2 separate regions of the Mus musculus genome follow, and region 1 is linked to region 2. The links are chromatin loops, found by intact Hi-C in ENCODE. Cell type or tissue: left cerebral cortex. All regions are shown on one strand. Each heading gives the region's core, and the rest is flanking DNA. Links, peaks and the distances in the headings are about the cores only. Region 1 has its middle 100 kb from the start of Gm31894. Region 2 holds the start of LOC115490344 (a long non-coding RNA gene).

Region 1 (5,386 bases), core at 177-5,176, 130 kb after region 2:
GCGTTGTCAAGCTGCTAATGTGTGCTCTCTCTAGTTTCTTTTTTGGAGGCACTCAGAGCTATGAGTTTTCCTCTTAGAAATGCTTTCATTGTGTCCCATAAGTTTGGGTATGTTGTGGCTTCATTTTCATTAAACTCCAAAAGTCCTTAATTTCTTTCTTTATTCCTTCCTTGACCAAGGTATCATTGAGAAGAGTGTTGTTCAGTTTCCATGTGAATGTTGGCTTTCTATTATTTATTTTGTTATTGAAGATCAGCCTTAGTCCTTGGTGATCTGATAGGATGCATGGGACAATTTCAATATTTTTGTATATGTTGAGGCTTGTTTTGTGACCAAATATGTGGTCAATTTTGGAGAAGGTACCATGAGGTACTGAGAAGAATGTATATCCTTTTGTTTTAGGATAAAATGTTCTATAGATATGTCAGATCCATTTGTTTCATAACTTCTGTTAGTTTCACTGTGTCCCTGTTTAGTTTCTGTTTCCATGATCTGTCCATTGGTGGAAGTGGTGTGTTGAAGTTTCCCACTATTATTGTGTGAGGTGCAATGTGTGCTTTGAGCTTTACTAAAGTTTCTTTAATGAATGTGGCTGCCCTTGTATTTGGAGCATAGATATTCAGAATTGATAGTTCCTCTTGGAGGATTTTACCTTTGATGAGAATGAAGTGCCCCTCCTTGTCTTTTTTGATGACTTTGGGTTGGAAGTCAATCTTATCAGATATTAGGATGGCTACTCCAGCTTGTTTCTTCATACCATTTGCTTGGAAAATTGTTTTCCAGCCTTTCATTCTGAGGTAGTGTCTATCTTTTTCTCTGAGATGAGTTTCCTGAAAGCAGCAAAATGTTGGGTCTTGATTGTGTAGCCAGTTTGTTAGTCTATGTCTTTTTATTGGGGAGTTGAGACCATTGATATTAAGAGATATTAAGGAAAAGTAATTGTTGCTTCCTCTTATTTTTGTTGTTAAAGTTGGCATTCTGTTTTTGTGGCTGTCTTCTTTTAGGTTTGTTGAGGGATTACCTTCTTGTTTTTTCTAGGGCGAGGTTCCTGTCCTTGTATTGGTTTTTCTCTGTTATTATCCTTTGAAGGGCTGGTTTCGTGGAAAGGTAATGTGTGAATTTGGTTTTGTCGTGGAATACTTTGGTTTCTCCATCTATGGTAATTGAGAGTTTGGCTGGGTATAGTAGCCTGGGCTGGAATTTGTGTTCTCTTAGTGTCTGTATAACATCTGTCCAGGATCTTCTGGCTTTCATAGTCTCTGGTGAAAAATCTGGTGTAATTCTGATAGGCTTGCCTTTATATGTTACTTGACCTTTTTCCCTTACTGCTTTTAGTATTCTATCTTTATTTAGTGCATTTGTTGTTCTGATTATTATGTGTCGGGAGAAATTTCTTTTCTGGTCCAGTCTATTTGGAGTTCTGTAGGCTTCTTATATGTTCATGGGCATCTCTTTCTTTAGATTTGGGAAGTTTTCTTCCATAATTTTGCCAGTCCTTTGAGTTGAAAATCTTCATTCTCATCTACTCCTATTATCTGTAGGTTTGGTCTTCTCATTGTGTCCTGGATTTCCTGGATGTTTTGAGTTAGGATTTTTTGTATTTTCCATTTTCTTTGATTGTTGTGCCGATGTTCTCTATGGAATCTTCTGCACCTGATATTCTCTCTTCCATCTCTTGTATTCTGTTGCTGATGCTCGCATCTATGGTTCCAGATTTCTTTCCTAGGGTTTCTATCTCCAGAGTTGCCTCACTTTGGATTTTCTTTATTGTGTCTACTTCCCTTTTTAGGTCTTCGATGGTTTTATTCAATTCCATCACCTGTTTGGTTGTGTTTTCCTGCAATTCTATAAGGGATTTTTGTGCTTCCTCTTTAATGTTTTCTACCTGTTTAGCAGTGTTCTCCTGAATTTCTTTAAGTGAGTTATTTAGTCCTTCTTGATGTCCTCTACCATCATCATGAGATATGCTTTTAAATCCAGGTCTATGTTTTCCGGTGTGTTGGGGTGCCCTGGACTGGGCGAAGTGGGAGTGCTGGGTTCTGATGATGGTGAGATACCCCAATTTTAATACAAATGTTTTACCAAATTTTGGGAGAATTTCATATCTATGTGAAATGTATTTTTATCATATTTACCTTGTCACACCCTGTTCTGGCTTTATCATCCACTCCTCCTAATTTCATGTTATTTTTGTCTGTTTATAACCCACTGAGTCTAATTTGTGATGTTTATATAGCCACAATTATAGGCATCCATGGGAGCATGTGGGTCCCTTTCTAAATCAGGCACTGGGCTTATGGCCAGCAGGGAACCCTTGGTGGATTCATTAACAAATATATTTTTTTAAAATAATCAAATGTGTGAAAGAAATTCTGGATGTATGGGTAGATGGGTGGGTGGGTGGATGGATGGATGGATGGATGGATGGATGGATGGATAAATGGACAGATGGATGGATAAGTAGGTAGATAGATGGGTGGATAAACAGATGGATGAATGGATGGATGGGCTTATGGGTAGAAGTATGGACATGTTGGTGGCTGGACAGAAAAATGTGTGGTTGGATGAGTGAGTGGTTGAACGAGTGGGTGGTTGATGAATAGATGTGTGTGTGTGTGTGTGTGTGTGTGTGTGTGTGTGTGTGTGTGTATATATATGAAAGTGGTAGATGTGTAGGTGAATGAATGGATGGATAAATAGATGAATAAATGAATGGGTGGTTGAATGGGCAGATGGATAGATAGGCAAATGAAAGATGAATGGACAGGTGGGTGGATGACTGAATGAGTGCATGATAGATGGATGGGTAGTTTGAAGGGTGAGTTGACAATTGGGTAGAAGAATTTGCCTCAACTCAGGTAAGAAGCAAAATAATGGCTGGATTGCACAAAACCTGTATGCATGTGTGGAGGGAGGGGCGTCTGGGGGGGTGTAAGTGCAGGCTTGTGTGCCCTTTGATCCTCCTCGAATAGGACTACATGATAGATTGAGATTTTATACATTTAATATTTCCTTCCAACTCCGGGTGCTTTACATCTGGATAAAAGGAGCTATAAATCTCTGCAGGCAGAAGGTGGCCAGCCCTCCCTTTCCACCCGCTTACTGAGATCTCACTTGGAAATCCAGCTGAACAGTCAATGATGAATCACAGCATCTGCGGGGCAGTCCAGATAAGCAACGATTTGCATTTTCATGTGATCATTTGCTACTCTTGGCGTTTTCAAATTACTTTAGAGCCACATTAATTCAGTTGCCACCTACTGCCACTCTGTGCCCAAGTGACCGGGTGATGGGAACGCAAGTGGCAGGTTTGTTTGGCTTTTCAGTCATGAGGAGAGAGTGCTCCCTTTGGGTATCAGGAGACATATGGGAAGAGAGCAGCCCCGTGGAGAGTGATCGTGTAGGAACTCTTCCCGAAACTTGACTGCTTCCAATCTACCCTGTCTTTGTATTCTTTATGTCTGCCAGTTGCTTAAAAGCAAAACTAAGCATCAATTACTCTCCCCTGTGCCTCCACCTTACACAGTGGAGGAGGCATCCCTGCAGGTAACCGATTCTCCTTCTCTACTGTAGGAACTGCGTGTGCCCGGGGGTGGCTGGCAGCAGTAGGCACCATATGGCTGCCATGGAGGCGGTCTTTTGGGGAGAAGGGAAATCTTGGAGACAGTCTACAGGCTGGATGGAACTCCCAGCCCTGCAGAGGAAGCTCTTGTCTGGCACTTGCCTGTAGCTGTCTCAGTGGTCATGGCTCCTACAAAGAGACCCCATGTGGCCAAGAGGACAGTCTATCACCCAGCCTTGGGGACTCAGTAAGAAGGGAGAGTGTTAACTGAAGGCAGAATTAATCCTGATGTGTCTAGGTAGGACTCCTTTCTGAAATACCTCCGGACAAAGAGATTTCAGTCTACTGTAATCCCCTCTCCTCTGTTTCCTCCAACCTTCACAATCTAGGGAGTTTTTAACACTCATCTGTAGAACTTAAGTGCAAATCCATTTCCCTGCCCAGAAGCAGATTCTGAGTCTTCACATCCTTAACACAAATTCTCAGAATGCTATCCAATACATTGATGACAAGCCCTTTGAAAATGGGAATTAATTTCTGTTTCTCTATCTTAATTTACATTTGATCATCTCCCAAGGATCCACTTTTTAACACTTCCATCAGCCCCCATCTCTCCCAACCCTTTCAGAAGTCTTGTGTTGAAGTTTTTCTCAGGTTCTGAATCACAATGATAGATAGATAGATAGATAGATAGATAGATAGATAGATAGATAGATAGATAGACAGACAGAGCATCTGTCTCAAATGACTTGTCCAAAGTGATTTTTAGATTGTCTAACCAACAGTGCAGTGTGAGCTGTTCAAAAGGACAGAGGTTTGGGTGACAGGGAAGCTGCAGTAGTTTTTTTCAAATTCTATTTGTACTTGTGGCTGGGGATATAGCACAGTTAGTAAAATGATAAGCACAAGGAGACCCGAGTTTATCTCTCTGCCACCCACTTGAAGACCTGGGTGTGGTAGCACATGCCTGTAATCCCACAGCTGAGTTGGAGGAGATGTGAGGATCGATCACTAGAGCTTCTTGGCCAGTCAGCCTAGTCAACAATCTAGGTTTAGTGGGAGACCCTGTCTCAAAATGTAAGGTGGAGAGAGACTGAAGAAGATACCTGCCATCAGACTCTGGCCTCCACATGCACAGACATACATGAAGATGTGTACTCCTGCACCTGCACACATGTAATGTACGTGCATATGTCACAGACACAGTGTTCTATCTATTGTCTCCCTCTCTTCTCTCCCAGCTTGCAATAACAGTGTGGTTTAAAAACTTCCTGTTTTCTGTGGTAAGAACACTTCATATGAGAATCACCTTCCAACATTTCTAAGTATGCAACACAGTGCTGTTGGTCACAGAGACAATACTCTGCACTAGAGCTTCACAGCTGCTTCATCTAGGTTAACTAAAGCTTACTACTCCTTGGTTAGTAACTCTGCAGTTCCCTCTTGCCTGTCCCAGACAACCACTGTTGAACTATAACCCATATAGTCATCAGTTTTCTGTGACCACCTCTTTCCATCCATCACAGTGCCATTGTCTGCCATGCTGCCTGCTATAGGCACACATTGCAGGACTTTCTTTTTCCAAGGCTACATAGGATGGGGATGTGTGGATCCACCCTGGCCCCTGTATCCATTTAACCATAGATGAATGTCAACTCATTTCTACTCGTTGGCTATCGTGAATAACGCCACAGTGGACACGGGACTGCTAATGAGTCTGAGATTTTGATTTCAATTCTTTTAGGTAAATACTCAGGAGACTTCTGAATTCTATGACATTCTCATGTTTTTGAGGAATTTAAACCCTGCATTCCTTAGCTTTCC
Region 2 (5,386 bases), core at 199-5,198:
GTTTAAGTTAATTTTATATCCAGACACTTTGCTGAAATTGTTTATCAGGTTTAGTAGTTCTCTGGTGGATTTTTTTGGGTAGCTTAAATATACTATCATATCATCTGCAAATAGTGATATTTTGACTTCTTCCTTTCCAATTTTTATCCCCTTGATCTCCTTTTGTTGTCTAATTGCTCTGGCTAGGACTTCGAGTACTATATTGAACATGTAGGGAGAGAGTGGACAGCCTTGTCTAGTCCCTGGTTTTAGTAGGATGGCTTCAAATTACTCTCCATTTAGTCTAATGTTGGTTACCGGTTTGCTGTATGTTACTTTTGCTATGTTTAGGTATAGGCCTTGAATTCCTGATCTTTCCAAGACTTTTATTGTGAAGGGGTGTTGGATTTTTGTCAAATGCTTTCTTACCATCTAATGAAATGATCAGTTTTTTTCCTTTGAGTTTGTTTATATAGTGGATTACTTTGATGGGTTTCCATATATTAAACCATCCCTGCATCCCTGGGATGAAGCCCACTTGGTCATGATGGATGATCGTTTTGATGTGTTCTTGGATTCAGTTTGCGCGGATTTTATTGAGTATTTTTGCATCCATATTCATAAGGGAAATTGATCTGAAGTTCTCTTTCTTTGTTGGGTCTTTACAAACCCTACATCTGATAGAGGGCTAATATCTAATATATAATGAACTCAAGAAGTTAGACTCCAGAGAACTAAATAACCCTATTAAAAGATGGGGTACAGAGCTAAACAAAAAATTCTCAATCGAGGAATACCGAATGGCTGAGAAGCACCTAAAGAAATGTTCAACATCCTTAGTCATTAGAGAAATGCAAATCAAAACAACCCTGAGATTCCACCTCACACCAGTCAGAATGGCTAAGATCAAAAACTCAGGTGACAGCAGATGCTTGGAGAAGATGTGGAGAAATAGGAACATTCTCCATTGCTGGTGGGATTGCAAGCTGGTACAGCCACTCTGAAAATCTGTCTGGTTGTTCCTCAGAAAATTGGACATAGTACTACCTGAGGACACACGTATACCACTCCTGAGCATATACCCAAAAGATGCTCCAACGTATAACAAGGACACATGCTCTACTATGTTCATAGCAGCCTTATTCATAACAGGTAGAAGATGAAAAGAACACAGATGTCCTTCAACAAAGGAAAGGATACAGAAAAAGTGGTACATTTACAGAATGGAATAGTACTCAGCTATTAAAAATGATGAATTAATGAAATCTTTGGAAAGTGGATGGAACTAGAAAATATCATCCTGAGTGAGGTAACACTGTCACAAAAGAACACACATGATATACACTCACTTATAAGTGGATATTAGCCCTGAAGCTCAGAATACACAAGATACAATTCACAAACCACATGAAACTCAAGAAGAAGGAAGACCAAAGTTTGGATACTTTGTTTCTTGTTAGAAGGGGGATCAAAATACCCATGGGAGGAGATATAGAGACAAAGTGTGGAGCAGAAACTGAAGGAAAGGCCATCCAGAGACTGCCCCACCTGGGGATCCATCCAATATACAGTTACCAAACACAGACACTATTGTGGATGCCAACAAGTGCTTGCTGACAGAAGCCTGATATAGCTGTTTCCTGAGAGGCTTTGCCAGTGCATGACAAATACAGAGGTGGATGCTCTCAGTCAACCATTGGACTGAGCACAGGGTCACCAATGGAGGAGCTAGAGAAAGGACCCAAGGAGCTGAAGGGGTTTGCAACCCCATAGGAGGAACAACAATATCAACCAACCAGTACGCCACAGAGATCCCAGGGACTAAACCACCAACCAAAGTACACATGGAGGGACCCATGGCTCCAGCCGCAGAAGATGGCCTTGTGGGACATCAGTGAGAGGAGAGGCCCTTGGCCCTGTGAAGGCTCGATGCCGCAATATAAGGGAATGCCAGGACAGGAAAGAGGGAATGGGTGGGTGGGTGAGCAGTGGGAGAGGGCATGGGATAGGGGGATTTGGGAAGGGAAATGAGGAAAGGGGATAACATTTGAAATGTAAACAAAGAAAAATAATAATAATAATAATAATAATAATAATAATAATAATGAAATTGGGAAGCCTTGCCTTGCCCATTCATGAACATCACAGAATAGCTCAGCAGAAGGCCTGGACTATGTTATTTTCATGTGACATGTTGGGGTAGTCTCTCTCTCTCTCTCTCTCTCTCTCTCTCTCTCTCACACACACACACACACACACACACACACACTCACACCCCCTTTCTCTGATTCTTTTCTAGTGTTGAGAGATGAAGAAGGGCAGACTAAGGGTCTGAGAGTAGGGGTCAGAAGAGCAGGTTGGTTTGCCTTGCTTCTTTATAGAAAACTATGTTGTTAAAAGGAGAACCAGCAACCATTACACATCAGAATCTCATACTGACCACCGCTTACCTTTAAATAGAGAATAGATGGACAAGGGGTGACCCAGGCAGAGACCCCACAGCGTGACTATTATCATCTTATGTCAACAAGAAGCAGTCTGACTTTTCATCAGAATTGTTTTAAGCCCACCCTACCCCCAAATATTCTGTCCTGGCCCATATCTTCCCTCCTCTTTCTCCAAGAAGGGCTCTGCCCTCAGCACCCTGTCTGGGAGTTAACAGGGCTATTTGAGAACAGGCTGTCCCTTGCTGTGTGCCTGTGCTCCTGGCTCAGATGCACCTCAGGCTGCAAAGCCCAAGGACGGTTTGCCACACACATGCCAAGGACTTGGGGACTAGGTTGCATTGTGTTGCCTATGGCAACCAGTTCCAAGGCCAATTCTGCCTCTGACTTGGCTGCCTGTGTTTGAAAACTACTGTGCTTCCTTTGCCCCCACCCCATCCCCAGCTTCAGATATAGCTGATAAATAAAAATAACGATGTCTATGTTTAAAGTATGCAACACAATACTTAGACACACAGTTTTGTACATTCTAAAAAATCCCTACACACGTCATAATATTTGGATACCATTTGTGTGTGTGTGTATGAGAGAGAGAGACAGAGACAGAGACAGAGTGTGTGTGCATGTTTGTGTGCCCATGTGTGCATGTAAGTGTGTGTGCATGTGAGTATGTGTGAGTGCATGTGAGCGTGTATGCGCATGTGTATATGTGAGTGTGTATGCAAGTATGCAAGTGTGTGTGTATAGAACAGTTAAGATCTACCTTCCTAGATAATTTTAATTTCAAGTTACAGTGCGGTATGTGAACTGGAATCACCACCTATGCATCGGGTCTCCAGAAGACAGCCATCCTGTATAATGAGTTTGTGCTCTTCCACAAACATCTCCTCACTTTCCCTTTCCCTCCAGCCTCTGCCCACCATCCTTTAACTCTGCTTCTGTGCGCCCGTGCCTATTTTAGATCTCACACATAAATGAGATGATGCACGGTTTGTCTTTCTGTGTCTGGCTTATTTTACTTAGCATAATGTCTTCTAGTTTTATCCACGTTTTCACAAATGGCAGGATTTCCTTCTGTTTTAAAGGCTGGATTGTGCATATTTCCTGTACCGTGGTTTGGCTTTTTATTCATCTGTTGATAGACATTGGGATTGATTTCATATCCTATCTATTATGAATGGTACCTGCAATGAACAGACATCACTATCAGGTACAAATTTCATTTCCTTTGAATATATACACCTCAGATATTACATTGATAGATCATGGGCAATTCTACTTTTCATTTTTTGGCGAATTGTCTGTGCTGTTTTCCATAGTGGCTATACTAATTCACATTCCTATCAACAGAGTTTAAGGCATAAACTATTAAATGTTGCTTGATAGTTTATAGGCTTCCCCCTCTCCATAACAGGAAGTGGTATGGTTTTTCTTCAGACAGTAATCTCTGTCTCTCTCTGTCTCTGTCTTTCTCTGTGTCTGTCTGTCTCTCTGTTTTTCTCTTTCTGTCTCTGTCTCTCTCTCTTTCTCTCTCTGTCTCGCTCTCTCTTTCACACACACACACACACACACACACACACACACACACACACGTATGCTACGCGCACGCGCACACGCACAGACACACAGAGGCATGTATACCCCATACCCACTATTCCCGAGGCTCACTATTGTTCTTATAGAGATGTCTGGAACTCTGAATATGAGCCTGAAGGATTGATTTTGGATCTCCAAGTTGATAAACACGTGCAGGTAACAGCCATGGACACACATTTCACCTGCAGTTGAAGACCTACTTTCTCCTAGTTTATTTCCAACCGGCTGTGATCAGGGTCTGCAATGTTACTGAGCCTTGGTTTTCTTACCCATTTGTTATATTAAAATTACACACCTCACACATTTATGGTGAAGATAGAGCAAGTAATAGTGTGGGAATCCTAAGGGTTAAATGATGGGTGAAATGTCTTGAGGACCTGAAGCAGCATTTATCTGTGCCTCGCAAGGCACTGCCTGGAATCTACAAAAGAAACGGACTATAAAAACATGTGGTAAAATATATATAACATAAAATTTACCATCTTACCCTCTCTTCATCCAGCAGTGCAGTGGCATTAACTACATTCCTATTACGGTGTAACTGTCCTCAAATCTGGAAAACCTCTTCATCTCATAAAACAGAAACTGTGCCCATTAAACAACTCTCCCCTTCTCCCTCCGCAGCCTCTGGTAACCATCACTCCAGGCTGTCTCTATGGAGATACTAAGGACCTCGTGCAAGAGGAATCAGCAGCATCTGCCTTTCTGGCTCCTTTCAGTCTGTATGTTCTCAAGGTTCATCTACTTTGTAGCATGGTTACAGATTTCCTCCCCTTGTAAGCCTTGGATAATATTCTGAGGCCATTTTAAAATGTGTATGTGATATAAAATCCTTAGCATGTGTGAAGAGCCACAGAAAATGACAAAGTAGCCTGTCACATAATGCAGCAACGAAGAGGGAGTGTCCCACGTGCCCTGGCCTATCTCTAAGTCCTTAGCATCCTGACAGAATGCGTCTGAGTCAGGTATGCAGTTTTGTTAATCAGAGTCTATGGTCTAGACAGATGGGGATTCCCGAACAATTTGCACCAAGTGGTGATGCACAGGCTCATTTGCTTTTGGGGCCCCAGGAGGGAGAGACTGCAGGACTGGGAAAGCATCTGGGACGGAGGCCGAGGAAGTGTGGGCAACAGAGCAGGGTGGCCAGAAGTGTCGTTGACAGTCTGAGTTTTGTGACATGGGCCTTTCTGCATAGATGGTAGAGATGGGCTCCAAGCAGGAATGAAGAGCTAAGATAATCACAGTGAGCTAACAATCCCCAGCACTGAGTCCTTCTTGCCATGAGTTTTGCCCCAGAAGCAGAGGAGTGACTGCTGCTGGCAGCCTTTAGACAGCAGGCTCAACAGGGGAGGCTGGCTACTGACTGA

What was found. Hi-C counts contacts between places; a loop is a spot of excess contacts. Peaks named below come from ENCODE experiments on the same cell type or tissue, not always from the same donor. Only the 100,000 strongest peaks of a DNase experiment are listed, where the experiment ranks them.
Region 1: a loop joins it to region 2, with 3 times the contacts of the local background. A loop is called at or near these places in 3 of 42 quality-filtered maps.

Annotation. Positions count from the first base shown.
Region 1 is chr6:31,914,350-31,919,735 of GRCm38, forward strand. No RefSeq gene overlaps it. Among named protein-coding and RNA genes, the nearest start is that of Gm31894, 100 kb to the right of the region's middle. In left cerebral cortex, for the core only: no CTCF peak of the experiment used is centred there; DNase peaks (open chromatin) are centred at 3,183, 3,601 and 4,606; H3K4me3 peaks cover 424 bases; H3K27ac peaks cover 2,015 bases.
Region 2 is chr6:31,788,369-31,793,754 of GRCm38, forward strand. It overlaps LOC115490344 (a long non-coding RNA gene), which reads left to right and starts at 4,459. Exons shown (of 3, transcript XR_003956275.1): 1 at 4,459-4,741. In left cerebral cortex, for the core only: no CTCF peak of the experiment used is centred there; DNase peaks (open chromatin) are centred at 2,796 and 3,393.